Linked DNA regions of Homo sapiens: region 2 is linked to region 1. Evidence: read pairs that join two places in POLR2A ChIA-PET (ENCODE). Cell type or tissue: Panc1. All regions are shown on one strand. Links, peaks and the distances in the headings refer to the core of each region. The heading gives the core; the rest is flanking DNA. Region 1 overlaps LRP1B (LDL receptor related protein 1B). Region 2 has its middle 220 kb from the start of NXPH2.

What was found. ChIA-PET counts read pairs that join two places held together with the same protein. Peaks named below come from ENCODE experiments on the same cell type or tissue, not always from the same donor. Only the 100,000 strongest peaks of a DNase experiment are listed, where the experiment ranks them.
Region 2: POLR2A ChIA-PET joins it to region 1 with 16 read pairs; 1 of 35 experiments calls an interaction of 5 or more read pairs at or near these places.

Annotation. Positions count from the first base shown.
Region 1 is chr2:140,643,660-140,661,010 of GRCh38, reverse strand. All of the region lies in intron 41 of LRP1B (LDL receptor related protein 1B), which reads left to right. Among named protein-coding and RNA genes, the nearest start is that of MIR7157, 66 kb to the right of the region's middle. In Panc1, for the core only: no CTCF peak of the experiment used is centred there; a DNase peak (open chromatin) is centred at 10,040.
Region 2 is chr2:138,989,698-139,007,048 of GRCh38, reverse strand. No RefSeq gene overlaps it. Among named protein-coding and RNA genes, the nearest start is that of NXPH2, 220 kb to the right of the region's middle. In Panc1, for the core only: no CTCF peak of the experiment used is centred there; a DNase peak (open chromatin) is centred at 9,048.

The DNA.
Region 1 (17,351 bases), core at 4,071-12,070:
AAACCTTAGGAGTTAACAAAAGCAGAAGAAGAGAGAACATGATTATTAATAATATTAAGAAAACATTTGACAAAAGCATACATTTATCTGCTTGTCTTTTCTAAATGCAATAAAAATGAGAGTTTAAAAAAAAAAAAAACACAAAAAGACAGGAAGAACCTAATGGGAAATAGCAACAAATTGGAAAGACAGCAGGTAAAATTATCAATCAATGCAGACATTTTCAGACATGTACAGTTACCAAATATTTAACTCTGGTGTACCTTTCTTTGAAAGCTGTTGGAGAATGTGTATCTAGTAAATGAAAGACATAAAACAAAGAAAAGAAAGACGTGAGTTTCAGGATATAAGAGACTCTCATATAACGCACATAAACAACCAAAACTTTGTTTCAAGATGAAAGTTGCACATGAGACTCAGGAAAGTCCTGGTCCAGATCAGAGAGGGAGTTTGGGAGATATGAAAAGGAGCTCTTTGGAAGAAAAATGGCTTTGATAGATTATATGATGTATAAGCATCTGGAATATAATTTTGTGTTTAACTTATACAGCATTTATAAAGAATTAAAGACAGGTACATAGAAAATAAAGCAAGTGAAAAAATAGTTTTTAATTACAGGAATCACAAAAATACAAGAAAGTAAACAAAATCATAGTACAGTACTTGTCTCTGCAATGAACAATAAAAATTGACATATAAAAATACTGGAAGTATGCAAAAAGAACTATGGGTATTTAACTTAACATTGTCTAAAATTAATAAAGACCAGTGAGGTATGGGCACATTATTTATGAATATGAAGACGAACCCAGAAAAAGTTACTTTAAAAGTTGAAAAAAACACTTTTGCAGAGCAGGAGTTTTTTTTTGAGGGGAAGGAGTGGGACATTAGTGAATGATAGGTTGTTGTAAGGGATTTCTAATAATATACACTTTTTGAAAAACACTATAAGCATGTATCACATTGATAAAAGTAAGCATTAATTTAAATAATGGCTGGTGATAGAATATACATTTTTCTCCTAATATTGCCTGAAAACAAAAATATTAGTTATTAACAAATATGAAATTATTGATAAACAGTTGCATATCTGAAAGTTAAAGAAGAGATTAAAAATCAATGTGTTACTCCCCAAATAATCTATTTTTCTTGACTCTTAAAAATTTATTTCTTATCTCTCATCCTGTTTTTCTCACTAGTCTCGTAACCCTAATATAAAGTTTTGTGGTTTTGTTTTTGGCTTTGATCATGCATTTTGGAAATTTTTTACATTAAATTGTATCGTTTTATATTTGCTCATGTTGTCTCCCCAGTGAGAGTTCAAGTTTCTTCCTTTGTACCTTCCTTTGTATCTCAGCCTATGTTAAATTTGTAGGTGGGGTTCATTCTATATTTACTGTGTTGAATGTTTCCTGTTTCTTATGTAGCACATATCTGTGTTTGAATATAAGTCCACTGAAGCCAGAATATATTTTTACAGCATTTCCTGAGTACCAGGGGCATCTTGGTAACTGTTAAACATTAACAAAACTCAGTACACTGCAAAGTTGGTCTGGCACCACATCACTAAAAGCAAACCTTTAGTAGCTTTCCACTCCATTAGCTGTAATCGAGTAGAACCTTTATTCATCAAATAAAACCATGCTGAAAATAGATTAAAGTTACAACGCTTATGTACACAGGGTAGTATCATTCCATATGTCTAAATTGCTGAAAAATAGATCTACTACTCATAAAGTATCTATTAGATGACATGTTTCTAGTTCAGTAAAGTGGGATCTTCTTAGTCAACATGAACCTATTATTGTGGCACATTTCATGCTCATTGAAAACAGATTTATAACATGTAAAGAGTCTTTTATTAAATAGATTTTCAGTTCACTAAAAAAAAAAAAAAAAAAAAAAAAAAAAACAGATTTACAGTTTAGGGACAACCCATTGCCTAACATGTTTTCAGCTCACTGAAACAGATTTACAACTCAGAAACAACCCATCATCTAACATGTTTCCAGTTCACTGAAAACAGATTTACAACTCATACATAGCCCATTATCTAACATTGTTCCAGCTCACTGAATATTGATTTAGAATTCATAAACAGCCCATTATCTGACAAATTTTCAGCTCACTGAACAGATTTGCAAATCATAAACAACCTATTACCTACTGCATTTCCAGCTCACTGTAAGTAGATTTATAGTACATAAACAACCTATTATCTCACATGTTCCAGTTCACTGAAGGTTCATACAGAACCCGCAAAGAACCCCAAAGGGTCAAGGTTCCACCTTGGACAGAAAATAAATAAATAAATAAATAAATAAATGTAGACATATTGCGTTAAAAACATTTGATCCTAATGTACTGTCATATCAATAGACATGATAGAGTTTTATCATCATTTTCAAATTTAAAAGAAAAAAATTGGATAAATTAAAGGTGGGAAAACTAGTTTTGTGGATTTTAAGAAATATTTATTTTATTTTTGGAAATTCAGGATGAGAAAATAAAATTATTAAAAATGATTATTGTTTATAAATAATGATGCATTTTTACAACCTTATTGCCAAAGATTGTTTAATTGTTATCCTGTTGCAGTATATAAAGCCATTAGAAAACATGAACTTTTTTGAATGGCTAATATACCAACTTTTGTTAGAAATTGTTAAAACAAATTAACAGAAAAACTTCCTTTTGTATATAATTTGACATTAAATATGTTTACTGGCCATTAATTTGTTTTTATATTATCAATGTGAAAAGACCATATTTTTCCTTCAAAGTATCCAGAAGCTAAACTTTCCTTTTAAACTTTTTATTCCAATTTTTCATTGCTATTTTATTCAATGTTAACCAACTGAAATTTGTAAAGACACAATAAAAATGTTTTACTTAAAATAGTATGGGTTTAAGTATAAAAAACTAAATTTTGAATAATTTATAAGTAGATATTAACTTATGAATGTGTGATGTTACTTCTAAAATGTTTTATTATGGAAGTTTTCAAATAAGCACAAAAGTAAAGAAATAAGTTCTGTTAATCCTTGGGCCCATGGATCAGTTTCAATTAGCATTGACATACAGCCAATTTTGCTTATCTGTTCAATCTCCCACCCCCAACACATACACTCACTGTACCATCGGGTTACTTCGAAACAAATTCCAGGCAACAGGCTATTACATCAGTAAATATTTTAACATTATGGTAAGAGATAAAGGCTCTTTTGTTTTTAATGTAATCACAGTGACACATCATGAGTACATTAAAATAATACCTCAATAGATATAATTTAATTTCTAGCTTACTGATGATTCCATAATGTTGTATTTATATATATATGTATGTATATATATGTATGTATATATGTATGTATATATATGTATGTATATATGTATGTATATATATGTATATATATGTATGTATGTATATATATGTATGTATGTGTATATATATATATGAAATATCTATCTATCCATCCATCCATCCAGCCAGCCCTCTTATTTTTTCTCCTTATTTCCAGTACTGGCCTATAGTTCACCCATATTTGTTAGATGGAATAATCATTCAATGTATGATCTAAAATATTATTCAATGTATATATCTAAAGATTTACTCTGGTCTTAGGATACGAAGTGCTGAGAAAATCAGTGAGTTTCTGGGCCTCTCTTTCTCTTTTCTCAATAGGGCAGTTATAATGATTTTCAGTCTATGGAAAAGCATGTTTTCTACCGCACTGCCTACTTCCCTATATTATGAAGTACAGTTTCCTTTAATTATGAAATAAAGCAATCAAATAGAATTTTTTTTTTTACTTTTATGTTTCAAGATACATAACTTTCTTTACCAAAAGGGATGTGTATGTGTGTTCCTGAGAAAACACTCATGTATATATCACATTGGCATAAATGCCTATCAGTACTATTATATTTCACAGGATAAAATCATTTTGAGGTATATATAGAAGCTCTGTAAAATATTGGGAACTTAAAATATAATAAGAGAAGGAAAATATGACCACTTTTAACTTAGTCTGTTTTGTGATATATTGATGAAATTCATTGTCTTGTTTGTGATTATACTACTGTCAATTTTTGTTTTAAATTGACCCTAGTTAGCTATTGCAAGACCATTTAGTTTGCCATTTCTCTCAAATTTACATGCTTTTGTGGTTTTGTCAGTAACATTTGCTTTTTTAACTCTCTGCTTCTCCAACCTTTAGTCTTTCATACATTTCCTCACTATAGTTGTTAAAAGTTATTGAAAATTCCCTGAAAGTGAACCCCAAAAAACTTTTCTTTTGAATGAATCAGACAAATAGTCCAAGGAGATACACAGACATACACTTGCACATCTAATACAAGCAGAAAAATCAGAAGTAGTCCGCAAAATTACAAATGGTTTAAAAGCAGTAGTTTCGACAAAGCAATAATCAGAAAGAGGAAAGAAGAAAGAAGTAGAATTTTTCTGTATCAGGTCATATCTGGTTGATGTGATAACAAAGATATTTTTCTTTAAAGAAAATTTAGCAATGCCTTTGGGGAAAAAAACAAAGCAAAACAAATCTCTTCCTTTACTGCTTTCCTGGCATTATCAATCATACTTACAATAATATACATTGTGATTTTCTCAATGATTTTTTGAAAATTGTAAAGACAGTGTCCTGAAATAGTGCCAAAGTAATGTGCAATCACCATTTTGTTAGAATTAGTACATCCCTTTAAAATAAGACAAAAAATGTCCAGTTTCTATGTCTCATTATTATATATTGTCACAAAACCTGCCAAGATGTTTTTACATTACAGAATCTGCTAGCAGATTTCCCTGAGCTTTTGGTGACAATGCTGAGGATAATTATGAAATCACTGAGAAGTGGGCAAAACAAAAAACATGATTAATTCTCTATTTGTGGTCTGACATAGATGGACTTATCTTAGAATTACTATAATATGGCATTTATTGAATCCCCTATGTACCACTTAAACCACTTGAATGTGTCTTGTTTCCTTTGGGAATTAAACTAGTAAAGAGATAAATGTATACTCTGCCTATTCTTTTTTTGTTTTTTTTGAGACGGAGTCTCACCCTGTCTCCCAGGCTGGAGTGCAGTGGCGGGATCTCGTCTCACTGCAAGCTCCGCCTCCCGGGTACAGGCCACTCTCCTGCGCCAGCTTCCCGAGTAGCTGGGACTACAGGCGCCCGCCACTATGCCCGGCTAATTTTTTTGTATTTTTAGTAGAGACGGGGTTTCACCGTGTTAGCCAGGATGGTTTCGATTTCCTGACCTCGTGATCCACCCGCCTCGGCCCCCCAAAGTGCTGGGATTGCAGGCGTGAGCCACCGCGCCTGGCGCCTATTCTTTTAATTAAGAAATATGAGGTACTTTTTATAACCTAGCTACTTCTCTGTGCTCTGATGCAATACAGATAAATACAATTCAGTCTCTACATTCTTTGAGTTTCTCTTCCTGCACCTAGGAATGATTAATCTGGAAGGAAACCACTATCTTAAATTCATGAATAACTGAAACAATAGAGTCACATCCAAAGGACAGAACAATTTACTTGCAAGTGAGATTCCAGTTATTGAGGTATTTTGGATTATTGAGGTATTTTGATATTTTATATCTGTGACAATTATAAGAACCTAGAAAATTATTAGAGCAGGATAATTCACAGTTCATTTGCTAGAAATTTAGGACATAAAATAGACGATTAACATCAAGGTTAATAAATGTAGAATTTGGAAGTCACCACTGTACTTTATAAGAATGAGAATAAATTTTTAAAAAGCTTGTTTTACTGATGAATTGGTAAATTTTAATTATTTCCTTATATAATAAGATTAAAAATTTCTTGAGCATGTATTACATGTTGAGCATACTTCGATGGTCTAGAATTTGTACAATAGGAGATCCTTTTAGAGAGATAGGCCACATATATTCCAATTTTTAGAGAGCTAGGAGATATATATATATATACATACATATACCCATACAAATTTCTCTTATTTAACCTCAGGGCTACTGTGCCCAGCTAGGAAACCTTGGGTGAAACTTATTTAATGATATCATTTGACAGTAATGATTATACTTACTGGTGTGTGGGAAAAAGCATAGCTGTGGCAGCAGTATTTCACATGACAAACTAGCATAGAGTTGAGTGAACAATACGGAGAGCAGATGTTTCTTTAGGATAGTAAGAGACCCTTTGTGATAAGTTTCAGATGTCAAATAAATCCATTTTTACTTAGCATCCCTTCTCGTCTCTTATGAGTAAGCATAATTTCTCTTAAACATATGGCCAAAAATGAAATAAGCCTGGGAAATCCCATCTATAGTGTCAGTCTGTGTTATCGGGGAAAAAAAAATCTTCTGAATTAGTAATAAAACCCATCTGTTCCCACTTAGAGGAAAATGCCTCACACTGATGAAGTGAGACTAATATTCAGCATTTTAAAAAGTGTACAGAAAAATTAAATGGTTTCTTTTCTTAAGAAGATGTCAGACCCATTTATTCACTTTGATCAATCTTCAAATTTTGATTACTGACAGTCTTTAAAATAACTGATAAAGAACAATGCCTTTTCCCTTATATACATATTAATTCTCACAAAACATCCTAAATACCGAGATATTTCTTATTTTTAGAAATTATTCATCCTTGTTAATGTCATAATTTGCTCACAATAGTAAGATGTTTTCAATCACAATTGTTGTCTCCTCAGATTTTTAATAGTCCTTCTGATTATAACAGTAATCCAGATTCATTGAAGAAAAGTGTAACAATCCAGAAAAGCATGGTAAAGAAAATTAAACACTCATGTTTCATTTTTCTCAAAATTGTATATACTTATAGTTTTAAAATCAAGTAGTTCTATAAATTCTATAAAAATAGCAATTACTCATCCAGTATTTCCCTGTCCACATTACTATTCCCCAAATGTAGTTAAACTCTCTCTCTTTTTTTTTTTTTTTTTTTTTTTTTTGAGATGGAGTCTTGCTCTTGTCTCCCAGGCTGGAGTATAGTGGCAGGATCTTGGCTCATTGCAACCTCCACCTCCCAGGTTCAAGCGATTCTCCTGCCTCAGCCTCCCAAGTAGCTGGGATTACAGGCGCCCACCACCACCTTCAGCTGATTTTTGTGTTTTTAGTAGAGACAGGGTATCACCATGTTAGCCAGGCTGGCCTCGAACTTCTGACCTCAGGTGATCCACCCGCCTCAGCCTCCCAAAGTTCTGGGATTACAGGCATGAGCCACCATGCCTGGCCATAGTTAAAGTCTTTTAGTATGCTTCTTTAGCATATTTATCTCCATACATGTATATATAAATAAATAACATATAAATTACCCCTATTTCTTTATAATATGGTCACATATATTATCTTAGGCTTTTAAATATGAAAAAACTTGTTTTCTTACATAGCTTGCAGACTTTACAGCCCAATACCTATTTTCTACCATATCACCATATTTAATTCCATAGTCATTCTTTACGTTGTTATTATCATATAAATTTTAATGATTGTTAAACCATCTAGTATATGATGCCTATTTTTCCTTTTTCATACAACTTTCTAGTCTCCACGGATTCAACAATTATCTCTTTTTTTCTCCTTTGCTTATAGTACTTATCACTACTGCACCAATATATTCCCTTAAGAGATATGTATATCTCCTCTCAGTCCTTATCCTGAAATATTCAAGGGAGTAAACTTTTGCTACTTGTTATTCCTGAAAAGTATCTATTTCCTATCTTTTTATCTTATTGTTGTATAGTCCGGGAGGTTTCCTCAAATTTGTCTTCCATCATTCTATTGATTTTGAACTTTCTGCCACTATATTTTAATTTCTTAGGACTCTTTTGAGGATATTCCATATAGCATCCTATGTTTGTTTTATAATGTTAAATGTTTCCTACATCCTTTCTATTGTCTTGATGATGCTTATTAACATTTCATTCTTTTGGTCTGGGTCTTTCCTGTTGGAGATATTCCTCAAACGTATGGTGCTACTTAGCTTTCTTAGATTTTGTAAATATCTAGGGATTTAAATTAAGATTTTTTGTATTTATTTTAAAGTAATTTTAAGAATAGCTTTTGACACTTACATCAAGCTTTGTATTACTATTTTCAACAATTTTTTTAAGTAACATTTTTAACTGGTTTCAGTAATCTCACAAAGTAATCTACAACTATTTTTTTCCATTATCAAGATACACTGATGGATTCATTTTTAGTTGGATTGGCATGTTTTCAACTAAATATGGTACTGGAACAATTTATTTTTGCTCCTGTTTAAGTGACAATATTGTTAACTTTCTTTTGTACATGAAAGGAAACTTTCATGATTCTAAATTTTTTCTTTTCTAATCTTTGTCGCTCAAAACTCAGAAATTTATAACACAAATTTCTTGTAAAACTTGGTCCTATAGAGGGGTGTGAAGTCAGTGTGATTCTTTTCTTTGTATACAGCTTTAGTTTCCTGTCTTGAGCTCAAATGAGTATAGTTATTAAATATTAAAAATATCCAGAATATGTCTAAAAATGGGTATTCTCCCTAATTTTTCTGATAATATGCTTTTTTAAAAAACTTTTCTTGTGCAATATTTTCATTAGTTAGGTAGAGTCAAAAATTATATCTTTGATAACTTCCTTTATTCTAGTGTATTTAGTCATTTTATAATTCAGTAAGCTTCTTCCATATTGTATTTTCACTTAAATATTTATCTCTGTGAATTTATCTAGATGTCTCAAATTTGTCTTTCCCATCAAGAATTCAATATTTGAAAATGACAACTGTTTTTTTTCACTGTATCAATTATAGATTTTAATTTTGTACTTGCATTATTGGATTTCCTATAATATTTCCTTATCTCCAACATCTCCCTTTTAATCTTAAATGTTGCTTTTTTAAAAACATTTTTCCTTTTGACTTTCTGCTACTTTTTTTTATAAAATCTCTTAAACTTACATTTTTTTTGTTCTATGAACTTTAAATATCAGGCAATTTTCTAATATATTCTCTTGTGCTTACCCATATTCAAGAAACATATTGTTTTCCTAAGCCTTTAGAATGAAGTTCATTTTCCCTTTTTCTGAAGGTAATATGTTAGAACCATGTTATCTATTTTCCAGTGTTATTTCTACCCTGGAAGGCAAACCTGTTTGACAATAATCAAAGTATATCATTTGCTGTTCATTCCACTCGAAATGGCTTCCTCCAATCTTCAGCTCAGAAGTGGTGTGATGTATATGTCTCCTAATCTAATACTCAGTGTTCATGACTCCCTCATCTACTGCAACTATTCTAGGTCATGTGGTATTTTCTCCTAAAATCTGGTTCGATGACATTTTAGTTTTGTGAAATATACACTGAACTACAATTCTCTCTTTGCTTTCTTCCCTCTACCTATTTACTTTTTGGGTAACTGCATCTCCCTACATAAGATGAACTTCTGCCCATTCTTTTTTTTTTTTTTTTTTTTAATTTTTGTATGTGTTTTTTTTTAATTATACTTTAAGTTTTAGGGTACATGTGCACAATGTGCAGGTTAGTTACATATGTATACATGTGCCATGCTGGTGCGCTGCACCCACTAACTCGTTATCTAGCATTAGGTATATCTCCCGATGCTATCCCTCCCCCCTCCCCCCACCCCACAACAGTCCCCAGAGTGTGATATTCCCCTCCCTGTGTCCATGTGATCTCATTGTTCAATTCCCACCTATGAGTGAGAATATGCGGTGTTTGGTTTTTTGTTCTTGCGATAGTTTACTGAGAATGATGATTTCCAATTTCATCCATGTCCCTACAAAGGACATGAACTTCTCTGCCCGTTCTTATCTCCCAAACTTACTGCCAGATGGTTCTGGTGTTTCCTGGAATGTTTGAAGAAAAAGAACTGTTAAAGGCCATTCGGAAGAAAAGAGAATTAAGGTGCTCTTTTCAGAGTGATACTTGTACATGTACTTAAGGATGACTAACTGATGACTAGCTGTTAATATGGATTTACTATTTGGAAACTAGCTAAGAGACATGGGGTTAAGAAAACAATACATGCCATCTTTCACTTTAACATGTTTATTCTATTAGAGTTGCCCTGGCTAAAGAGGCTCACTGCTTGTTGTGTTTTTTAGTCTAGATCTATTAACCTTGTAATTACTTTCGAGGGGAAATCTCTCTCACTATTGGGAGCAAGTTTTCCAATATTACTAGAATTTAGTGGTGGCAAGAATTTTCACTTTGTACTTCCCCTGAGATTTTTAAGTTGTTTCAGTGGGAGACACTTCACTAGGGATTTTCATCAGCTCCCATTTAAATAAAGTTCCTCAGCAGGCCAATCTTTAAAATGATTTAACTGTCGGCCGGGCATGGTGGCTCACACCTGTAATCCCAGCACTTTGGGAGGCCAAGGCAGGCAGATCACCTGAGTTCAGGAGTTTGAGACCAACCTGGCCAACATGGTGAAACACCGTCTCTTCTAAAAATATAAAAATTAGCTGGCCATGGTGGCAGGCACCTGTAATCCCAGGTACTTGGGAGGCTGAGACAGGAGAATCGCTTGAACCCAGAAAGCGGAGGTTGCAGTGAGCCGAGATTGTGCCACTGCACTCCAGCCTAGGCAACAGAGTGAGACTCCTTCTCAAAAATAAATAAATAAATAAATAAATAAATAAATAAATAAATAAATAAATAAATAAAAATAAAAATAAAGTGATTTAACTAACTTTCTATCGGAGCCAGCTGAATTGCCTTCCTCTCTTTTAAATTTTCTGATTAACCTCTGCCTTTTTTTTATATTAGAAAAAGTAAAACATTCAAATAAGTATCTAGAAATTAAATTTTTTTAAAAAACCTTTGTTTGCCAATACATTATTTTGGGAAAACTTTATATTTGCACTAAGAAAAATTGTCTCTTTCGTGTAGCTTACTTTTAGAATATATATTTCTTTATGATCAGAAGTTGAATATAAAAGTAAATATTTCTCAAAATAGAGAAAATTTAAACTTTGTTTACAAGTGCTTCAGTTATATTAGCTTCATTAAAGTTGATAGAGTAAATTGAATGACATGTTTCAAGGATTTATATTTTTACCACAAAAATATAGTATGGATACATTAGCACAAATATACCTAATATTTATTGCCAAACTATAACCATCCAGGTGTATTATACTGTCTTCTTAAGGAGTCAAAAAATGTAAAACTGGTTGAGAGATAAATACATATAGCTTTTGCTATTGTCTTTATTGGTGAGTCCTAATTCTTATAGTTTGGTAGATTCACGGGATCTGGTGAGGAGGAACCAATGTGATTCTGATACTACAGGCAAGCATCCAAACTATGTGGTTTAAAGCTAAGTGTTATGGCATTATCATATAACAAAGAGGAAAATCAAAGAAGCAAACTTTAGCAGTGGATACTTGTCTTTTATCAAAGCTCTAAAGCAATTGTCCTGAGCTGTTGAGAGAAAAGAAACTATGATTTCCTAGATCTTTCAACTACAGAATCAGCCCCAATTCTTCCATTCAGTAGCATGTAGTCTGGGGACAATTTGGAGAGAATATGGGATTGAATGAACACTTCAACTTTTTTTTTCCCCTTGAAAGTGCTATTTGTAGGATATGATTGCCACTATCCAGATAAAGCATAATAGTGCTAGGGATGAAGAACAGAGAGAAGTCTGTATTTCAGAGCTTTAGAGAATGAAATGGACAGAAATTGATGGCCATTTGACTGTAGTAAGTGGAGGAAGGGGATATTTTATGTAACTCTTATTTCCACCTTGAATTAGGTAGGAAATCACTACCAGGATAGAGAATGCCAGAAGACAAACAGTATTGTGAATGTTATCTCATATGTAGTGTTGGCTGGATTGAATTTTATGTACCTAGAAAACACCTGTACTAAAGATATTTAAAAGATACTTTTAAATATTGGCCTGAATTACAAAGGGTTGAGGAGGTCAAAGTCTAGAGATATAACCTGATCAGTTCTACCCCCAAAATATATTTTGGGTTAGTTTGTTTCTCTCCCACCCCACTACCAGGATGCTTCTTTGGCCATTAATCATAATCTACATTCTCCAGCTCCTATCTCTAACTCTATAAATTGTGTTTCATACAACAGTCAGAGTGATATTGTGTGAGGGGTTATGCCACTTTTCTGCTTAAAGGCTCCACATTACAATTAAATTTAAAGTTATATGTCGTATTCTGTCTCTAAGGACCTTGCATCATCTGGCTCCTGGGATCTCACACCATTCCTGTGCAGTTCTTGAGACTTGAAGCCCACTGGCTTTCTTTCCATTCTTCAAGCTATCTTACTTCAGACTGTGGCATGTTTCATTTCCTGTACCTGGAAAGATCTTTTCCAGAGATTACCCCTGAACCCGGCCCCACCCTCTATTCCTACTTATCAACATTTTTCTTATCCTTTATATCTCAGTGTAAACATTACTTCTACAGAATGATCTGATCACCCCACCCCTCCTCACATTCTCCACAGTATTTCACAACTCAGTACCATGTTTATTTCATTAACGACACTTAGAACAATGTGTAATTTTTTTTTATTATACTTTAAGTTCTAGGGTACATGTGCACAATGTACAGGTTTGTTACATACATATACATGTGCCATATTGGTGTGCTGCACCCATTAACTCGTCATCTACATTAGGTATTTCTCCTAATGCTATCCCTCCCCACTCCCCCACCCCACCACATGCCCCGGTGTGTGACGTTCCCCACCCTGTGTCCAAGTGTTCTCATTGTTCACTTCCCACATATGAGTGAGAACATGTGGTGTTTGGTTTTCTGTCCTTGCAATAGTTTGCTCAGATTGATGGTTTCTAGCTTCATCCATGTCCCTACAAAGGACGTGAACTCATCCTTTTCTATGGCTGCATAGTATTCCATGGTATATATGTGCCACATTTTCTTAATCCAGTCTATCACTGATGGACATTTGGGTTGGTTCCAAGTCTCTGCTATTGTAAATAGTGCTGCAATAAACATACATGTGCACATGTCTTTATAGCAGCATGATTTATAATCCTTTGGGTATATGCCCAGTAATGAGATCACTGGGTCAAATGGTATTTCTAGCTCTAGATCCTTGAGGAATCGCCACACTGTCTTCCACAATGGTTGAACTAGTTTACAGTCCCACCAACAGTGTAAAAGTGTTCCTATTTCTATACATCCTCTCCAGCACCTGTTGTTTCCTGAATTTTTAATGATCGCCATTCTAACTGGTGTGAGATGGTATCTCATTGTGGTTTTGATTTGCATTTCTCTGATGGCCTGTGATGATGAGCAAAAATGCATAATTTTTTAAAAAGTATTTTCTTCTTTGTAGTCTAATTTGTCCAGTAGACTAAATAGTTCATGGGGGCAGGAACCACATCTGACTTGTGCCCAGTGCATGGTTAGACTGAATGCCCATATTCCCCAGGTGCCCAGGATAGCCCTGTTTCATGCCTGCTGATCTGATGATTGTTAATAACACCGTCTTCACTCTCAAAAATGTCTTGATTTGGATGATAAATTACATGTCAATTTATGTATGGTAAACACTCAATAATTATTTATTGAATAAGTAAATAAATGGGAAACTCTGACACATAGATGTTATTAAAATATATAAAAAATAAGACAATTTGAAGTGCAGTGCAATGGTTCACTGATGATGTAAAGCATAAAGGGTTGGAAAGACTATTTATTGCAGAACTCCTGTGTATATATGTGGGTGTTTAATTAAAAATATAATTTTTAAAACATTATTGAGACATTAAGATTTCAAGTTTTTTTAAAAAAGCATTTAAAGGCAGATTTAAAAAATAACTTTGCACACTGTTGATGAATATGGTATGTTTTGATTTATTACTTCAGAATACTGCATTTAAATGCGGAGAAAAACTAGGGAATTATTTCATTTAATTGTGAAACATCTTCCCATTAGTGTTCAAAATCCCAGATTATATTTCTCTAGAGTATAAATTTGATTGAATCCTTTCATTTGTCTAGAAAATATCAAGAAACATTGAGAAAGTAATATTTCAATCTATATGTTTATATATATGATATACAATATGAACACATACATATGTACATATATATGTGTATAGGTATGTTTCATACCTGAAAAAGTACATATGTCTATTACATACATCTATACAGATATATATCACATATCACATATGTATGTATTTGCTCATATACATTTATATATATATCTAGGAATGATGCTGAAAACTTTCATTTTGTTTTAAAAATAAAACAATATTGAGATCTAGATTATATAAAATACTCAAAGAGAAATAGTTGCTTTTATTTCAACCTTAAAAAGCTAACAGTTTATGTTTAAAAGATAACTAACATTAAAAAATATGAATGCTATATGTGTACTTTATTTATAGAAGAACTGAGCCTGGAGTAGAGGAGGCAGCTGGATATAAAAAAGTGCATAGACTGGCATCAAAGAGAGCTCACTTTGAATCTGGGTTTTGCCAAGTGTGTTATCTTAGAAAAGTCATTTAACTCCCTGACCTTCAATTTTTTCACCCACTAAGTTAATAGTACCTAGTACAACATGAAATTAGGAGGATGGGAAATGATCTACATACCACCATACCATTGCTATGCAATCGTAAGAACTCTAAATATAACTTCTCTCTTTAATGTTCAAACATGCGGTGATCAGGTCTACCTGCCAGGTTTTTAATGGATTGTCACAGACCCAAGCACTTTCCTAGAAGGATTATCATGATGAGCTTAAATCCCTGTCCTGTGAGAACTATCTGGGGGGAAAAGAAACAATTAATGGATGAGAGATAGCTTCAAAATCAGTGGAGCTGACATAAAGGAGGAGTTGATTTCTCTGTTGGCATGTTTAGGGTATGAAATTACGAGAACTGAGTTTTGAGCGTTGTATAAAGAAATTAGGAATTATTACATAGCAGACAGAACTTTAATGACTGATTGGAGTCTATCTAAACTCTAAAATTTATATAATTATAAATAGTATACAATAAGGTACATAATACAAGAAACTATAATAAGGAGTAGGAAAAATAATAGCAGAATTTTACTAGGTTTCAATAATTAGGACAAATGATTGATGAATGTCCTGAAAATGGTAAGGAATTTTGAAATCAAGAATATTGGCAAGGCCCGGTGCGATGGCTCACGCTTGTAATCCCAGCACTTTGGGAGGCCGAGGCGGGCGGATCACGAGTTCAGGAGATCAAGACCATCCTGGCTAACATGGTGAAACCCCGTCTCTACTAAAAATACAAAAAATTAGCCGGGCGTCGTGGCAGTGCCTGTAGTCCCAGCTACTCGGGAGGCTGAGGCAGGAGAATGGCGTGAACCCGGGAGGCGGAGCTTGCAGTGAGCGGAGATCGTGTCACTGCACTCCAGCCTGGGCGACAGAGCAAGACTCCATCTCAAAAAAAAAAAAAAAAAAAAAAAAGAATATTGGCAAAGGGTTAGTATAGAGATATGAGGAATATAGAAAGAAAGAATAATTTCTTACTCAGAGACAGTAGAAGGGCAATTGAATACATTAAAAAATCTGAAGTGAACAGACAAGAAGTTAATAAACTTCATGTCTAATGGTAACAATCATTTTAGTCAAGTGGAAAGCTCATTATATAGTCAGCACTATGCTATAATTAAGTAAAAGTGACAGGATTCTTCTTACATATTCATATATAATAAATATACATTTATAAACCTCACTGTAAGAATTACATATTGTTAATATCACTGAATGTTGTAAATATTGACCTTCAAAACATTTTATGTCAGAGGCACAATCAGAACAAAATGAAATGGGCATTGAAGAAAACTGCAAATGGTAAAATCCAAATTAGACCGAAAAAAGGCTTCCTGATTAAAATAAGGTCTGCAAATTGTGACCTGTGAAAACTGACCTGGGTAGAAATAATGGCTACACATAAAATAATCTATATAATTAGAAAAAGTGGAAATCCGAGAGGTAGTTAAGAGGAAGATTTTATGTTTAATGGCTTGAACAATTCATTAATATTTTAGATTTTTTAAATCAAAAAATGCAAAGAATGTATGTACTCAGATTAGAAAAAATAATATATATTTAGATTAGAAAACAAATACTAAGGCCAATGAATAAGGAGTACTTGTACTGATCGATTGCTTTAACATCTCTGTAAATACTCACGCACCCATTTCACTGTGGCAAAGAGCATGGGGTCATATACCAGGACAGCGAAGTTTGCACCATGTAGTCCTATGTTTGTTAAAAATTAAATAGGCTGGGCATGGTGGCTCATACCTGTAATCCCAGCTTTTTGGGAGGCTGAAGTGGGCAGATGGATTGAGCCCAGGAATTTGAGACCTGCCTGGGCAGCATAATGAGAACCAGTTTCTACAAAAATAAAAAATAAAAGAAATGCAAAAATTAGCCAGGCATGGTGACACGTGTCTATAGTCTAGCAACTTGGGAGACTGAGGTGGGAGGATTGTGTGAGCCCAGGAGGTTGAGGCTACAGTGAATGAACATAGTGCCACTCCCTCTGGCCTAGGTGACAGAGGAAGACACTGTCTCAAAAAAAAAAAAAAAAGAAAAAAGAAAGAAAGAAATGATTGATGCTATTATGTGTCCTATTGAGAATCAAATATTAACATAAAGCCATAAGAATAGCTTTAATTTTGATACTCTTGTATCTGTCCAATATAAGGACAATATATATCTTCTTACATATTCATATTAATAGATATACATTTATAACAATGTAAGCTACTGGCTGATTATATAATCAAGTGTGTACAGCAGGACCCTGCCACTCAGTTCTGTGACTGTTGCTGTCTCTTTAAGAAGGCTCAAATGCCTTTGAAATAAGTAATAGCAGCAGACCAAACAGCTGGGGAATCAGCACGCAGAGGGAAAAAGAGCAAAGCTGCAAAATGAGTTTACAAATGTTACTAGAGTAACGAGAAAAAGTTGCTGAGATGTTCAAGATTCAATGCACTCTACTAAATACAAGTCCTTTGAAAAATGTGTACAGAATTTTCAACATTATTTTGGACATATATCGTCCACCCCCCACCTTTCCTACTGTTTTCTCTGAGATGTAATATAAAGCTATTGAGCAAATATGATTCATACTCTCAAGGTTACTAGATTGGAGAAAAATGGAACACACAGTATGTTATGTTTGAATGTACTCAATATGCATGAACATTGCACCATTGAAATAGTGATTACGTACATTCAAGTTTAATAAGTAGGTAACAAAATTGTTTGATTTTGATGACTTTCTTTTGAGGGGATAAAACTCCAAGGCTGCTACATTTTACACAAAA
Region 2 (17,351 bases), core at 5,970-13,969, 1.7 Mb after region 1:
CCATGTTTTGTCTCCTGTTACAATTCTTCAAGGAAGTGCTTCAGGATCTCCATTTTACTTGTTTAAAAACTCCATTGAAAGCTCTACTCTTGTCTGCAGCTGGTCTGGATGCAAAAGTTTTGGCACCCAGCAAGTGAAAAGTTTGCTCAGTTTTAATTTTTTAGTCAGAATTGTGTAAGCTGAACCAGCTGAGATGTCTATTAAGTTTTCATCATTTCTGCTGTTAGCCATCAGTCTTCTTCAACTAGGGCACAAACAATATGAATTTTTTCCTCACAAATTGATGTCAATGATCTGCCACTATGAGCTTCATCTTTGACACCATCTTGTCCCTGCTTAAAACAAGTTATCTGGCCGGGTGTGGTGGCTCATGCCTGTAATCCCAGCACTTTGGAAGGCCGAGGTGGGTGGATCACTTGAGGTCAGGAGTTCGAGACCAGCCTAGCCAACATGGTGAAACTCTACTAAAAATACAAAAAAAAAAAAAAAAATTAGGTGGGCGTGGTGGCAGGCGCCTGTAATCCCAGCTACTTGGGAGGCTGAGGCAAGAGAATTGAACCCAGGATGCAGTGAGCCGAGATCACACCATTGCACTCCAGCCTGGGCAACAAGAGTGAAACTCCATCTCAAAACAAACACACAAACAAGAAAACCCACAAAAACAAACAAACAAAAAACAAGTTATCCATTTATAAACTGCTGATTTCTTTGTGGGCATTGTCCCCATAAACTTTTCATAAAGCATCAATGATTTCATCAGTCTGCCACTCAAGTGTCGATGTAAACTCAATGTTTCTGTCCTTGCTTAAATTTGAACAGAATTCATGTTGCTCTGATAAGGGCTCTTTTCAAACTGAGTTCTTATTTTTTTTCTTGCCTCAAAGTAAATCCTGTTCAGACATGTTACATGTTATACCAAGGTACGATGAGTTTATTTTGGTGCAAAAAATGTTGAAGTCCATGAGTAGTTTTCTCATAATATGCATTTTCCATGAGCATTTCGAACTTCCATATATATTAAGGCTTAGACTTAACCAGACATAATTTACATACACAAGTAAACACAGATCACTGAGCTTACACCAAACCTTTATTTTCTACATGCTTTTAAATTATTTGCTTAGCATATTAACTTTATACATTGTTCTATTACAAAATTTTAGCCAGGAGACACTTATATAGACAGGTATATTTCCCACCAAGGATAGCAAATAAATCACTCCTTCCACCGCTCTGCTTATTGCTGATCAAACACTGCACTTTTTGCCAATAGACTTAGGAGAAGCTTCAGAATCATTGTCAATATGGCAAAGTATATTACAGGCAGTCACTAGCAGTAAATTGACATTCACTTGAGAATAAAATTTATTTCTAATTTTTGTAAAACTGTAGGTTTGCTGAGGACAACATCATGTGTTTTATTTACTATATCATCATGAATTGTACTTGGCTACATATGAGAGAAACCTATAAGAGAGACTTAAGCAATGAGAAGCTTACTTTTCAGACAACAAAATCTGGAATCCAGACATAATCTAGCTACCTGAGGAAGTAACAAACCAGGCTATTTTGATCTATCTGCTTAGCTATCCCTGCTTTCTATTCTTATCATCATAATACGGGTGTTATAGCTCCCTTCATTGCATCCCATTGCTAGGAAGGAAGAATGGGGAGAGGAAAAAAGACAAAGAAAGGCATGTGTCTGCCAAATATGAACTTTCTAAACAGAAAACTGATAATTTCACAGGCAGACTCATTCTGAAGATATTTGCTTATATAATACCAGCCAAAATTATATCATACAGCCAAATCTAGTTTGCTAGATATAGCCCTAAACAAGTTCTGTTTTCTACTAGTGGGAGAAAAAATAAGGAAAAGTCTATATTTGGTGGTAACCAATAGATGGTTCCACAATGCTGAGCTTTTAACACACAGCATAGCACCTGATGCAGAGTACACACTCAATAAGAATATAATGAATGAATTAATAAATGAGTTATTGAAAAGTTATAACAATTACATTACATTTAACACTGAGCCTTTAACTGCCTCCACTGATGGTATCTCATACACCAACAAAAGATATCAAATAATAAGTATGTAGAATGTTATTTAAGACTTTATTTTTAGTACACAGAGAGCAGTAATACACATGATTAGGCATTTTAAAAGCTTTATAAATGATAATAATGGTAACTATTCCAAAATAAATATTTGGGTTTTTTTCTTCAATCTTATATCACTTGCTCTAAGCCATATCTATCTAGGTAAAAGACCATGCTTTATTCTTCACAGAAGTATTTCAAACTTCTATACTGATCACTTATACCTGAGGAAAGGACACTCTCTATCTAAATGTGAAAGGATTATTTGCTGTTGCTTAGAGAAGACAGGTGTAAACCTATTTGCTAATATGACACATCAAGATTCTTTAGTCTTGATCAATTAGATTTTCTCTTTGTAACTAGGGATTTCACCCACTGAAGAAAACTATATTCCTATTATTGAGAACAGATTTGTGTAATTTAGTTTATTCTTTTATAAATTTATTAAGAAAAGGACATTTTAAAAAGTAAAATTTAAATCAGCATTTTGTTTAAAAAAATAGAGAAAATTTGACAAACACACATGCACATATTCACAACAAAAAACCTTAGAGTCAGAGGTAAATAAAAAATCTGTTGAAACGGGTCTTAAAGGATAACCTCAAATCACTTTTTTTTGTACAACAATAAGAATAGTCAATGAATATGGAATTTACTGGGTTCCAGGCACTGTTTCAAGTTCCTTAAATATATCACCTCATTTAACCCATATATCCTGTGGGGTAAGTACTATTGTCATCACCACCTTCCAGCTGAAGAAGTAAGACTTACATCACGTGCCCATCTGCCAGATGATAAGCTTGGGGGTAAACCCAGTTCTGGAATCATGGCTCTTAATCACAAAATTGTACCCTGGATACAAAGTCTTGGGGCATCATACTTGAGAAGAGCCATGTCCACTGAATAATTACTAATATTGTATGACAGAAAGAATAAGACTAAGTGAGAAGAAAACAAGTCAGAATCAACAATAACAGGTGTTAGAGGTAGACTTTTTCCAAAGGAGTATCATAAAGGATGTTATGATTCCTAGAAGGTAGGAACACAGAAATTATTTTAATAACCTTTGCAAGTATGTAGTATCTACACTTGCCATCAAGCAGTCACCAATCTCACTTAATGCAAAATTAAAACTGGTCTCCCTTCCAGCAGATAAGTTTATAAAACTTGAAAACACTATCTTTTGAATTCTAAGAGCAAGTAAAGGGTTAGAATGTTAAAAATAAATAATTTAGGGCAGCACTGAAAGAGTATGTATACTGATATTATGAAAGAATAATATAAAAGGGTCTTAAGCAGTCATATCCCAGCTCAGAAGTTCTAACCTCAGTTATTTCACCCCCAGGTAGAAGAGCAAGGGAAATGTCTTTACCATCCTGCTAAGCGGTCAGCCCCTACAGCTTTCAATCTAGAGGCATGTTAGCACCTTGAGTGAGTGAGAAGTCTACTTCATTAGACAAATCCAGAGAAAAATCTAGGAGTGCCAGAAAAGTTCAGGCACTCCTTCCTGGCCATTAATGGTAAGGTGCTGGCATGTCATCTTCATTACCTGAAGTAGAATTGATTGACACAGGCCCTGGGTATAAGTGACAAAGGCCATTGCTCTTGTGAACTCTGATGCGTCAACTGGCAGACACTCCGCTACATAACAGCATCTTGGGCACTTAAAATAGTTTCATCATGAGGTACACCCTTCTAGACTTTCCTAGACAACATCCCTTCCTCTTTCATTGACAACTATACTGGAATTAATGGTGATTGTGGCACCTAATATGGCAATCTCTTATACTGGTTAAGGCATTTTTTATTATAATCAAAAGAAATGGTTCTAAGATTAGAAGAATTCAAGGGACCTCAGGATTTACCTAGGAATCAGGAATTATAAGTCTCCTAAGAGAAACAAGATGGTCACAGATTAGCTGGGGAGAATAAATGAAGATCCAGTTATCAAGAATCTTTTTCTCTTCAGTGACAGAAAAGGGACATCTGATTTTCCAAGGGAGAGTATATTGGAGTTTCTGTTCATGTCCAGACTGTGTTCATGGTGAGAAGAAACTTCCTTGAGGGTAAATCTGGCTGCAATTAAGAAATATTGTTGCAGGCTAGCGAGGAAGACCAACTTATGCCAGTTAATGATTTTTCTGGTTCTAGCATTGAATGTCCCACATGCCAGGAAACCCAGTCTCAGGCAAAGCAGGATGGTTGGTCCTCATAACACTAGCCTATCTGCAGGTGCACACACACTCACATGCACGCACACACCTGAATACAAACATGCCAGGACCTCCTTGCTTTCCCATCTTCTGTTGGTGCTCATTCTCTCTTCACATTAAATTTCTTCATGAGGCTATATTCTCTTCTTTTCTATTCACAATGAATCCTAACAATTATAAAATCAAAAGCCTGAATCACTAGCAGTCCTCCACCTCAGGAAGAAAAAGAGAGGGAGGGCTTTCTTTCCTCAAGAGTAAAAGTAAGAAAGGCTTATCTTCAAATGAAGAGACAAAAATTGTTTTCATATTGAAGCAGGTTGAAAGTTTCCAGCCTATCATATTCAATGAAGGAAGGATCCCCAGAAAGGTAAGGAATCAGCACATATGTGCACACACATGCAACCAATCCTTATCATTAAGTGACTTCCTATTAAAAAGCTTGAAGATGGCCATATTTAAAATTATGCTGCCAATTAGAAAATGCATCATCTTTTCTGAATTGTGCATGGAATGTAATAGAGACTCCTTGAGGAGCAAGTGAAACCCAATGAGTTCTATACTCATTAGTTGACTGAGATGAGAAAATGATAGACTAAAGACGCACTGGCAGCAGTTTGGTAACTTGGAGGCCTCCCATGTGTAGGAACACAGGAAGTGCCTTTACCTTATTTTCCAAGTGATGATCCTAATATTAAAAAATGAAAGAAGAGTTAAGACACAAACAGACTCTTCAATGATTCTCATGACAGGATCAGATGGAGCATTGCTTCTGATGTAAAATTATGGACAATACTGAGGAGTCATGTAAAATTAAACCTGAAAAATGAGAGTCCTGAATTCGACACCAGACAGAGGTTGATGTCCTTTCATAAGTTGTCTAAGTCAGGGGTTTTAAATCAAAAAGCCAACAGGAACCAAGTGGACAATTTAAACCACTTAAATATACCAGGATGAGGGCCAACTGGTGACTCCAAGCCTAATTTAAAAGAAAGAATTCCTACACAGCCCCTGTTGATTGTTGCCTAGGTTTAGTGTGTCAGATTTTCTGATATTTCCAGTATAACCATTAAAAAACCACATACAACCCAATTTGTAAGTCAAACCCTTTAATTTGTTAATTTACCATCTAACTCAACACTTTCAAAAATATTGTGTGCAAAAGTACACCTACAGGCTGGATCTGGCCCACAAATCCCACCTTGTTATTTCTGCTCCTAAAGCTTTGTTTTTTGTAACTTGATTAAACAGAATTGGAGGAGAAAGGAACCTGAGGTAAAATCTAGAAGCATGATCTCCAGGAGCCTCAGAGGCTCATGGAAAGTGACAGGAAAGCTGGAAAGATGCACTTCACCACCAACTTCCTCTAGATACTCTCAGATGATTCCAACTACCTACGTCTGGTGGTTACAAATAATATTTATTTTTAAACAACGGTTATAGAACTGAAAAGATTTTAAGTAACGACTAATTTCAACACAATACTAAATTTTACTGTTAAAAGAGTAAGACATAAAGTTAGTGTCACACCCTGGATTATATTCCACATCTCCTGTCTATCATTCCAGTACTGTTTCTAGCTAATTTCACAAAATTGAGACCATCCATGGCCTTTCGACACCAAAGTCTTCTTTGAGAGATAAAGCAAGACATTATATATTGAGAGGCTATAAACTGTCAAGTGCTATGCAAATGTAATTTACTGTGATACAATGAAGAGAAAGAACATGGCTTGATAGCTGGAACATCCTGATGGAAAAGCTTATACTAAACTTTCAGGAGAAAAACTCATTAACGAAACCTGTAAAATCATATGCTAAGTTGACCTAAAAGGATCCACTCTGTAAGTCTCTGGAAATATTAACAATGACGACAATCAGAGAAAAAGAAAAAAAAAAAAAACAGAGAAATTTGAAAGTAGAAATAACAAAAGGACATCTCCGTAGGACAAAACAATTAAAAATAATTGTCATTTGAAGGCAGACATACAGAAATTAAATTACTCAGACTAAATATGAGACAAGACTCTCACAGGTTCATTTAATTCTCTATTACAGCTCTTTCAATTTCAACGACAAAATAAGACATTCCAACTCATTGCTAAGAGTCAGTCGGCAGGAGGGGAAACAATGGAGAAATGGTAAGCTCTCTTAAACAAGCCCAGGGGAGTCGAAACACATTGCAAATGAATGATTTCCTTAAAACACACATTCCTAATTTGATGAAATCACAAAGTTTTATTTTTTCTATTTTTTTTTTCTGTTATACAGCTGCACATTCTCTAAAACACAGGTGCAACAAACAAAATAAATACTTCATATTTTTCTTTTGGTGAATTTCAAACATACAAGTAAATAATTTTCCTCACAATTTATACATAAATAATTAGCACACCTATTTTTTTTCAAGCTGGAACACGCATCTGGATTTAATTAGAAAAGCAAGAAAACAGCATCTGGAGAGGATCAGGCCAGCCTGTTCTTTATACAATTATAAACATTAAGAGAGAAAATTCTCTTTATGCTCACACTCCACCGCAGAAACAAGACCTTCTAAAGGAAGTTATAAAATGTTCCACTCTGGCTAATACGACATTAATATCATTCAAAGATGAGTATTATAACCCATCAAACCTCTATTATGGGTTTTTCACAATTTTCCTTTAATGCTCAGAAATTTCTTTCTCAGAAATTCAAGACTGAAATCCAATAGAGCCAAATGTCGTTGGCCTATGGACTGAAAACATATCTCTCCCTCTTTTCAAGCCTGATCTTGTCCCCTGAGTCTCAGCCCTTCTCTCTCTCTCTCGAATTTCTCTTCACTAATTATATTCTTTTCCTCCTGTCACTGTTCTCATCTTAATTTTTTATTATTTCTTCATATTTTTCTCAATTAAAACACAATATATAATTGTTATCAAATACTTGCCATTTGAAAGAATCTCATTTCCTCCTCCTTTGTCCTACCACCCTCTTTCTCTTCTCTTTCATGGACACACTTCCAGAAAGATTGGTTGACACTCAATGTCTTTGCTTTCTTACCTTCTGTCCTTAACCAATCATATCTGACCTCTACTGTCATCAAGTCACAGAGCATCTCCCCTAATATCACTAATGATCTATGTATTTGTCAAATTCAACAGGTTGTTTTCTCCATTTCTTAACCTCTTGGTGCCATTTGGCCTGGTTTTTTATTTTATAATCTTGAGATAACACAATTTTATTCTGATTTTCCTTCCATGTGTCTTTCTGTATTCTTTTTCTCACATAGCCCTTAAATGTTGATATTTCTTACTATTTCATCATTAGCTCTCTGCTCTTTTAACTTTACGTACATTTCTGGGTCACAGCTATATTTTCATAGGTTGTTAACTCTACAAATTTTTTTCTAACTTATATCTCAACTTCTAACTAGGTATCTTCAATTGGAGACATCTGAATATTTCTAAAACTTTCTTACCCATTGAAAGCTCATCTTCCTTTCTCTCTATTCCCTCTTTTTTAATAAGTAAGAGAATGGAAAAAGTATCGCCACACATTTTTCTCTAGACAGCAATATGGCCATTACTATAGATTCTTCATCTTCCTCACATTCACATTTATCCATTGATATCAATATTTTCTACCTATCCTTGTTTCTGTCCCTTCTCCAGTTAATTATCTTCACGATGCCAATCATGTACATTGAAACAAGTCACTTCTTATCTTTAGATCCTTCAGTGGATCACCTTATATTTGCAGAAACAAGTCCAAACTCCTTGCCATTTCATAAAAGGCCCTTCAGAATGAGGCACCCACCCACTTTGCAAGGTAAATACTACCAAGTTCTCCCACAGGTACCCTAAAATTCGAATCAAACGAGTTATTTGAAGGCTCCTGACAATAGCATGATCTCCTATGCCTCTGAGTTTAAATATTCTTTCTTGCTGGTGGACCATTTTAAACCCCTTTCTTATCTGTGTCTTCTCCAGTACTCAGCTCAAGGTCAATCACCTCATGGGAGTATATTTTGATGTCCATTCCCCCCGCCCCTCCTCCCGCAATTTGGTCCTCTCTTGTCACCTTCTAGCATTAGAGTTTCTCACAATCATCCTCATAGCAGTTATTAAAAGTCCTTTTATGAATCCCCACTTCTGAGATCCTCAAAGCTGGTTTAGTTGCTATTCTTGTTCAAGACCTGGTTATCTATCTCTTTCTTTGAATGTATGAGCTACTTGGTTTCCTTGCAATAAATTTAACTTTGTATAAGATAGGTGAATAGCTGAAGCTGTGTAGTATGACTGCACGAATGCACTAATGTTGTTAGTTATTCAACCTCTTTAAGGTTTAATTATGAGGTAATTAGCCCAGCTCCTGGGACACAGTCACTGCCCAGTAGGTGAGATCCCTGACCTTCTCTAGGCAGAGCACTTAGTGTACTAATCACATTGCATCTCATTATAGATTCCATTGCCTGCTTCCTTCCCTGTACTCTGAGCTCCTAGTTTCTAATGATACTTGTTAAATAGCACATACTTAGTAAATGTTTGATGAGGAAAAAAAAATACTTGGTGTTCATGTGTTTTTGCCTCTCCTGAATCTATATCCCTCTCTTGAAAACTTTCTAAATTATCTTTGGAAAATCATCTCTCTCTGATTCTTAGTAAATGTGGCTTGATGACACACTTCATGCCCCAGAGATGAGTAATGAATGGGTTAAGCTTACCAAGTATCTTATTTCCCTGGTTGCAATGATTGACTCATAGAGCAACACGTAACTGAAATAAAGCTAATAAGACGCAAGGAGACATTTATCACAAAATCCTGGGATAATTTGCTTCCATAATGCTATAATTCCTCCCTGGCTATAGTACTGTAAAATGTGAAATTTGGAATTCAAAATTTATTTTGTTAACATCAACCAAGGTATCCAAAACTGTTAGGAGTACTTGAGACCAGGCAAAGAGCTGAAGAGAAATGGGGCTATTTCTGAAATCTTTAGTCCTCTGAGATCAAGTCTCCTTTAAATCATGACAATGTATTAACTTTTCAGTTATATGAGCTGATGGATTTTTTTGTCATTTAAACCACATTGAATTTTTTTCCTCTTATTTGCAACATAAAGAGTTGTAACAGATATGTTATTTCAATCAATTTACTAGCTCTGTGTTTTCTGGCAAAAAACATTTTCACTAGTCATGTCTCTAGCTTCAGCAAATCATTAAACTCTGAGTCTGCGTTTCTGCACTAATTTCTTCACTGGCCTATATCTGACTTATACACATAACACTTGAGTAAAAACTCACTCCATTATATTGATATTTAGAGGCACGTTGCTTCTTTCATATGGTGTTACTTTAATGTACTTTTTTCTTCTCTTTACAGGATCATTATTTCTAGAGATGAAAGGTTTCTTGGAGATTATCTTATTCAATTAAGTCATTTAGTATACAAGAAAACTGAAGCCCAAAAGGTTAAGCAATTTTTCCAAAGCCATGCAAAATACATCGGTTAAAATAAACTCTATGACCATATTTACACTAACTAATCAGTTGTTTGGCTTCATTAAACTGGTCATTTCTCACAAACAACTAATTTATTTTCTCTATATGCATACAAAGATCATGACATATATTCTATCCAGGTGTGATGGTTAATACCGACTGTCAACTTGATTGGATTGATGGATACAAAGTATTGATCCTGGGTGTGTCTGTGAGGGTGTTGCCAAATGAAATAAACATTTGAGTCAGTGGGCTCCAGAAAGCAGACCCACCGTTAATCTGGTGGGCACAATCTGATCAGCCACCAGTGAATATAAAGCAGGCAGAAAAATGTGAAAAGGGACAGACTGGCCTAGCCTCCCAGCCTACACCTTTCTCCTGTGCTGGATGCTTCCTTCCCTGGAACATCAGACTCAAAAGTCCTTCAGTTTTGGGACTTGGACTGGCTCTCCTTGCTCCTCAGCTTGCAGACAGCCTATTATGGGACGTTGTGATCATGTAAGTTAATAGTTAATAAACTCATATATATATATATATATATATATATATATATATATATATATATATATAAAAACACACACACATATATACACACATATATATACACACACTATATATATATATACAGACACACATATATATGTATATATATATTCCTATTAGTTCTGTCCCCCTAGAGAAACTTGACTAATACACTAGGAATCTCCTGTGCACAATTTTAAGAAAACTAAAGCAACACTTAAGTAACAAATAAGTTATAAAGTAACATTATCTGTTACAAGATAGGTATGAGCAAACACCGTAACATTTGGAAGAGTTGAGAATTCCTCCTCTTTATTCAGTCATTCATTTATTTATCTAACAAACGTGTTTATTGAGGATTGATTGAATAAGCCTGTGTTTCAGACTCCCAGTTATTAAATAATTTCTATGGATCTGGTTAAAATCTAACCGTATCTTTAAAAACAGGTTGAATTTTTATTTAAGTAAGCAAGACTCAAAGGCATTCTTAGGAAACAGAATCTATGTCAGAAAAGACTCAAGAGAGGAAAAAATAATCAGTTAGAGAAAATGTATAGTACAAAAGGAAGCTGAGCCAAGTGATGAAGACCTAGAAATAGTGAGAGAGGCATTCAAGCTTTCCAGCATGTTGCCAGCATGGTTGGACAGGGGTGCCATAGCTGGGTATCTTAGGCATTATTGTGACCCTAGGTAAAGAGGATTTACTACTGAGTGTGTGCCATGTACCACTCAGCCAGGTCCTTCTCATGTAACATCTCATAAATACAGCTGTACTGTGAAATAAGCATATATTCAATGTATGAATTAAGAAATCAAACCTCAGTGGGATAAAAGAAGCATCCAAGAAAGTTTGAACTATTCTAAATGCTCAAATTGTTACTCAACTCAGATATGGCAAAGGAAGCCTAGGTACTGACCAATCCTTTTTAGCAAAAGAGTTAGGCATGGAGGACAGGGCCTCTCATCATTGAAGAGGAAGATGAGACTTTCCTGTGACCCAAAGTGTGATTGAATTGACGATATTGATGAGTTGATGCTTTCATGCAAATTAGACTGTATGTACTAGATATTGTGCCACTGAGACCAATTTTGGCCCATTCATTAGCAGTGTCTATATTTCTTCTGTCATTCACTGAGAGTGCTGGCTAATATTTTTTCAGGAAATATTGAACACTGTGTCAAGGGTACCATCAATTCGAGCCTTAATAATCATTATGTAAGACTGCTTGTCATTTTAGAAACCATTTCATATTTATTGCCTTTTCATGAAGGTGATGCTAGAATGACCCCTTGATAACTGATCTGCAAAGAACATTGGCCAAGAAGAACCTGGTCACCACAGACTTGAGAAAGGCAAGCATTCTGTGCCTCAATTCAACGAAAATTACAAGATGAGATTTTCCATTATTTAAAGAGGTAAACATGTCAGGAAATCTATGTATACAAAAATATATATTTACAATGGTAGTCGCCAGTGCTATAATATACTGAATTTACATCCCTGTTTTTAAAACCTGTTGAGAGAAATGTACTGTGAGAAACAAAAACTGCATACATAAACCTTTGGAGGATATGATTGCACTCACACAACAGAAATTAACACTGATCTCCTTTATATCAACCCATAAATGTGGCTTTCATTATTCTGCTAAATTAACTGTGGCCTTCCCACATTCTCAACTATTCCTTCCTCACTTTACAATTCAGTCTTACTTATAATGTTAAAAAATAGTATCAACTTTAACATTCTAAAAGACAAAACTCTTTTAAATCCTAAAGTCTGCATGAAAATTTTTGAAAATGTTTTGCTTCAAAGTTTGAATTCAACTCTTGTCTCCCAACAATACAAATACATCGTAATACTTAAAGATAAATAATAAAAATATTTTATACTTCCCTCCACATAACAGAGGCTGCTTGAGCAGAAGGCTCTGTAATTGCTTTGACAATTAAAAACATACAAATACCAAGCTGCTGAAAGAAGATTATCTAAGTCCAGTAATTTGCTGTTCTACTTAGCAGACAGACTGCTTAAGGGCATGTCACAAGAACATACAATTTGTTGCATAATGGTAGTGACATTTTCAGTCATTATTACTGCTATAGATTAAAGTCAACCAAATGTGTTATGTTAAATGCTAATATGGTGATGGTCTGAATTTTGAAGATACATTTATACAAGAACTGTTAAAATTATCATGAGGAAATTCCATTTTGCCCCTTATTTTAATAACAACCAATTTTAGTTCACAAGCCAAGCTTAACATTTCGTAGGCACTAACCTGGGGTTTACTTCCCATTGACAGTTAATATAAAATGTTTTCATTTCCTATTTCTTGAACATCCATATTATTGTACCATTAATATATGCTAAGCTTTAGAGGATATGACAATATAACATTTTTGGTAATTCTCCAAATAAAAATTGTAGAAATCTTGATGATTTTTTTCTATCATCTTTGCCAATGATTGCCATCTTTACCAATAATCTCTAGGATTATTGTTTAATAGAGAAGACCATTAACATAATAAAATATTTTGGATTCGATTGCACTTATTGTGATATAATCCATAAAATATGAGGAAGATAATTAACATCTGTCTATCGAAGGGTAGAATAATGATAACTAACATCTATTAATTCTTTACCATAAGTTAGACACTGTACTGAGGACTTTATGTTAATCACCTCTCTTAAACCTCAACACAACCATATGAGGTACTATTATTGTCCTCATTTTATAGGAGAGGTAATATGTCAATATCACACAGATATTATGTACAGAAATGTGATTCAGCCAACATTAATCCACTTATACTATGTCAAAGGTAACATGCACATATTCATTCAGCCAACAAATATTAATTGAACACGTTTTGTGTTCTGCACAGAAACTTTGCTGTCACTGTACCAGGTACTAGAGGCGACTGTCATAAATAAGACAAATAGTTTCTATTCTCACAGAATTTAAGATCTATGGGGAGATGGATTGATAATTAGGCAATTTCAATACAGGCCATGCTTTCATTTGCAATGTCTGGCTCTTATGTTTAAAGGTCCTGTGGCAAAAATCAGAGCTCCCTTTTTAGTATGCTTTGATATATTTAGAGAGGCTCTATAATTGCATATCTTCTTTATTCTGCCAAGTTTGGACATCTGAACTCAGAAATCTCAAAGCAATAAGGGGAGCCAAGAAAGAAAAATCCAGAATCTTAGAGTCTGGGAATTCTTATGGTTCTTTCCTGTTGTGCTTCTCCAAAAGATTTATTTCCCATTTGAATAATTTCTTTATTTCTTTATCAATTTTGGGGTCATAATCTGATTCTGTCATATGATTCATGAACAAAAGGGACTACACAGAATTAATGTTGATTTGCTTTATGACAGTATATGAAGAAGAGTTTTTTGCTTGCTTGCTTGCATTTATTCTAAGTTCAAGTCAATGATGAGTTGAAGTCAAAGTCCAGGAATAAAAATACTCTTCAATGTCTACAGTAAAACATTTAGGAAGTCAGAATTTTGAGTATTTGTGAACTCTCTTTATGTAGAATGCCAGAGTCCCTTCATTCTGGCTCTCTATCAGTGTGTGTCCTTTATAATCATCAGGGCATGTGCAACAAACATTCTCTCATACTTTTCTATCTCATCAGCCATCTGTGCTTTCCATTCACTCAGACACATATTCAGTAACCACCAGCTACATCACCAGGACAATACGTTACAGTTGACCATTGAACAACAAGATTTGTTCAGCTCACGTGGTCCACTTATAGGTGAATTTTCTTCTGTTTCTGCCACTTCTGAGACAGCAAGACCAACCCCTCGTCTTCCTTCTCTTCTTACGTCCACTTAACATGAAGACAATGAAGATCTTTATAAGGATTCACTGCCACTTAATGAATGGTAAATATATTTTCTCTTCCATATAATTTTCTTGTTTTCTTTTTTTAATTTTTATTTTAGTTTTGGGGATACATGTGAAGGTTTGCTACATATATAAGCTTGGGTTAACATGTCATTAGGGTATATATTATTACATCACCCAGGTATTAAGCCCAGTACTCAATCTTTTCTGCTCTTCTTGCTCCTTCCAGCCTCCATCCACCCTCAAGTAGACCCCAGTGTCTGTTATTTCCTTTTTTATGTTCATGAGTTCTTATCATTTAGCTCCCAATATTAAGTAAGAACATGGGATATTTGATTTTCCGTATCTGTATTAGTTCACTAAGGATGATAGCTTCCAGTTTCATCCACGTTCCTGCAAAAGACACAATCTCATTATTTTTTATGGCTGCATAATATTCCATGGTGTATATGTACCACATTTTCTTTATCCAATCTGTCATTGATAGGGATTACATTGATTCCATGTCTTTGCTTTTGTGAACAGTGCTGCAGTGAACATTCGCGTGCATGTGTCTTTATGATAGAAGGCTTTATATTCCTTTGGGTATACACCTTGTAATGGGATTTCTGGGTTGAAAGGTAGTTCTCCTTTTAGCTCTTTGAGGAATCACCATACTGTCTTCCACAATGGTTGAACTTACTTACTCTACCACCAACAGTGTATAAAGGTTCCCTTTTCTCCGCATCCTCGCCAGAAACTGTTATTTTTTCTCAAAAGTGTCTCATTTTTATACCAGATCCTGGATCCCCCCCACCAAAAGAGGGAATCAACCCATTTCCCATGGGAGTCTTATCTCTCAATGGCTGTGGGCGGGGGAGGGGGGTTGAGAACATTTCCATACCTTCTAGATGGCCAAGAGCATGCTTCTCATCTCACACTGTAATCCCCAGGTGTCAAGGGATGGACCTGGAGGGAGGTGATTGGATCATGGTGGCTGTTACCCCCATGCTGTTCTCGTGATAGTGAATGAGTTCTCATGAGGTCTGATGGTTTAATAAACGGCTCTTCCCCCTTTGCTCTCTGCTGTCTCTCTTCTGCAGCCTCATGAAGAAGGTCCTTGTTTTCCCTTCACCTTCCACCTTGATTGTAGTTTCCTGAGGCCTCCTCTGCCATGCAGAACTATGAGTGAATTAAACTTCTTTACTTTATAAATTACCCAGTCTTGGGCAGTTCCTAAGAGCAGTGTGAAATCGGACTAATACATCTTTTCTCCATATGGAGTCTCAGGCTGTTAGAGCTTGAATATCTGCTTTTTATTAAGCTGACTTTTAACCATAGCACTCTTTAAAAAACATTTTTTAAAATTTCTTATTTCCCTACTTTAGCCATGCGAAATGGCCAATACTGGCTTTTGAACTTTACCAAAGGTAACCTTCCAGGCACTCAGAGAAAGGAAATTTCAAGATGGTTTGTGGAAGAAAGAGATTCAACAAATGGTAAAAATCATACAGATTTCAACCAAAAAGTACTTATTCCCTAGGCCAAAAATTGAACCTGAACCTGGGCCACCACTGTGAAAAAACAAAGCTTTAGCTACTGAGCTGCAGCACTGGGTGGTCTCCATTGCCCTTCCCAGAAAGAGCCTAGAGCAGCCAATTTTGAGCTTGCAAAGGCTTTTAACTGCTTGAGATAATTTTTAGGGCTAACTATGGTATGAATTCTAAAATTTCTGTTCCCTTAGTGGAGACCAAGAGAAAGTACCACCATCTGGTTACAAGGTCAAGCTCCCGAGGAACATTTCATAGGCAAAAGCCTCTCAACTTTTCAAGACACAGCCCAAGAGGTTGCATGGGGTAACCAAAGTAACATTTTCCATTCTGGCCAGAGCAAAATACATGTGATGTGACAAAACATAGACATTAGCCACTTAGTACCCAATATCTTACTGGCAAGGCTCAAACTTGCCCCTGGACAGGCCCTGTCATCTTTAATCCAACCTCCAATGAGGAGTTCCAACATGTGGTCTCTGGGCAAGATGGTTGCCCTGAAAAACAGAAAAGAGAAAAGAGAGAAAAGGAGAAAAGCATTGCCTGCGACAGGGTAGAGAAGGCAAGGAGCTCAGGGAGGCCAGAGAAAGACCTACCCATTGGAGCGACACTGAATCAAAAGTTTAGGCAACCACTTGTTGGTCGTGAAGGGATTTTTTCCAGCAGTCCCATCAGCTCTCAAGTTTCCCCTCTGGGGAGAAAAAAGCTCTCCATGTCCCATGGTCCTGTACATGCCTAATCCTCTCACCCACAGCTGTCAGCAAAGAGTGCAAGGTAGATTAATGCAAACAAAATGGCAGTTAACATCCCATAGTGCCAAATCCACCCTTAGACAAGACAGACTTTACTGAGAGGGACCTCTAACCCACTAAATCTTAGGAAGATTCTAACCTTTGTAAGTTGGGCCTCGAAACCATATTTGGTCAAGCATCCTTGTCTTTTATTAAGAGGGACTTTTAACCCACTCTGTCTTAGGAGAGACTCTAACTCCCCTAAGTTGGGCCTCTAACTCAATCCCATCCTTTACCTGGGTATCCTACCACTTACCCAAAGTTGGCCAATTGGTGCTGCAGTCTATTTCCTTTGGGTCAGGGTCTCTTCAGTATCACCCCTTTGTGGTTCCCCAGGATGGTGTTACCAGAAAGGGGTCCTGATTCAGACCTCAAGAGAGGGTTCTTGAATCTCACACAAGAAAGAATTCAGGGCAAGTCCATATAGTAAAGTGAAAGCAAGTTTATTAGGAAAGTAAAGAAATAAAGAATGGCTACTCCATAGGCAGAGCAGCCCTTTTTAGATTTTTTTATTTTAAATTTTTGTAGGTAAATAATTGGTATATATATTTATGAGGTACATGAGATATTTTGATATAGGCATGCAATGCATAATAATCATACCTTATGATTTTCTTAATAACATTTTCTTTCCACTAGCTTACTTTATTGTAAGAATGCAGTGTATAACTCTTAAACAAAATATGTGGTAACTCTTTGTGTTTATTGGCCAGTCATTTGGCCAACAGTAAGCTATTAGCAGTCAAGTTTTTGGAAGGTCAAAAGCTATACATGGATTTTTAACTATGTGGGGGGCCAGCATCCCCAACCCCTGTGTTGTTCCAAGGTCAACTGTATATTTTATCA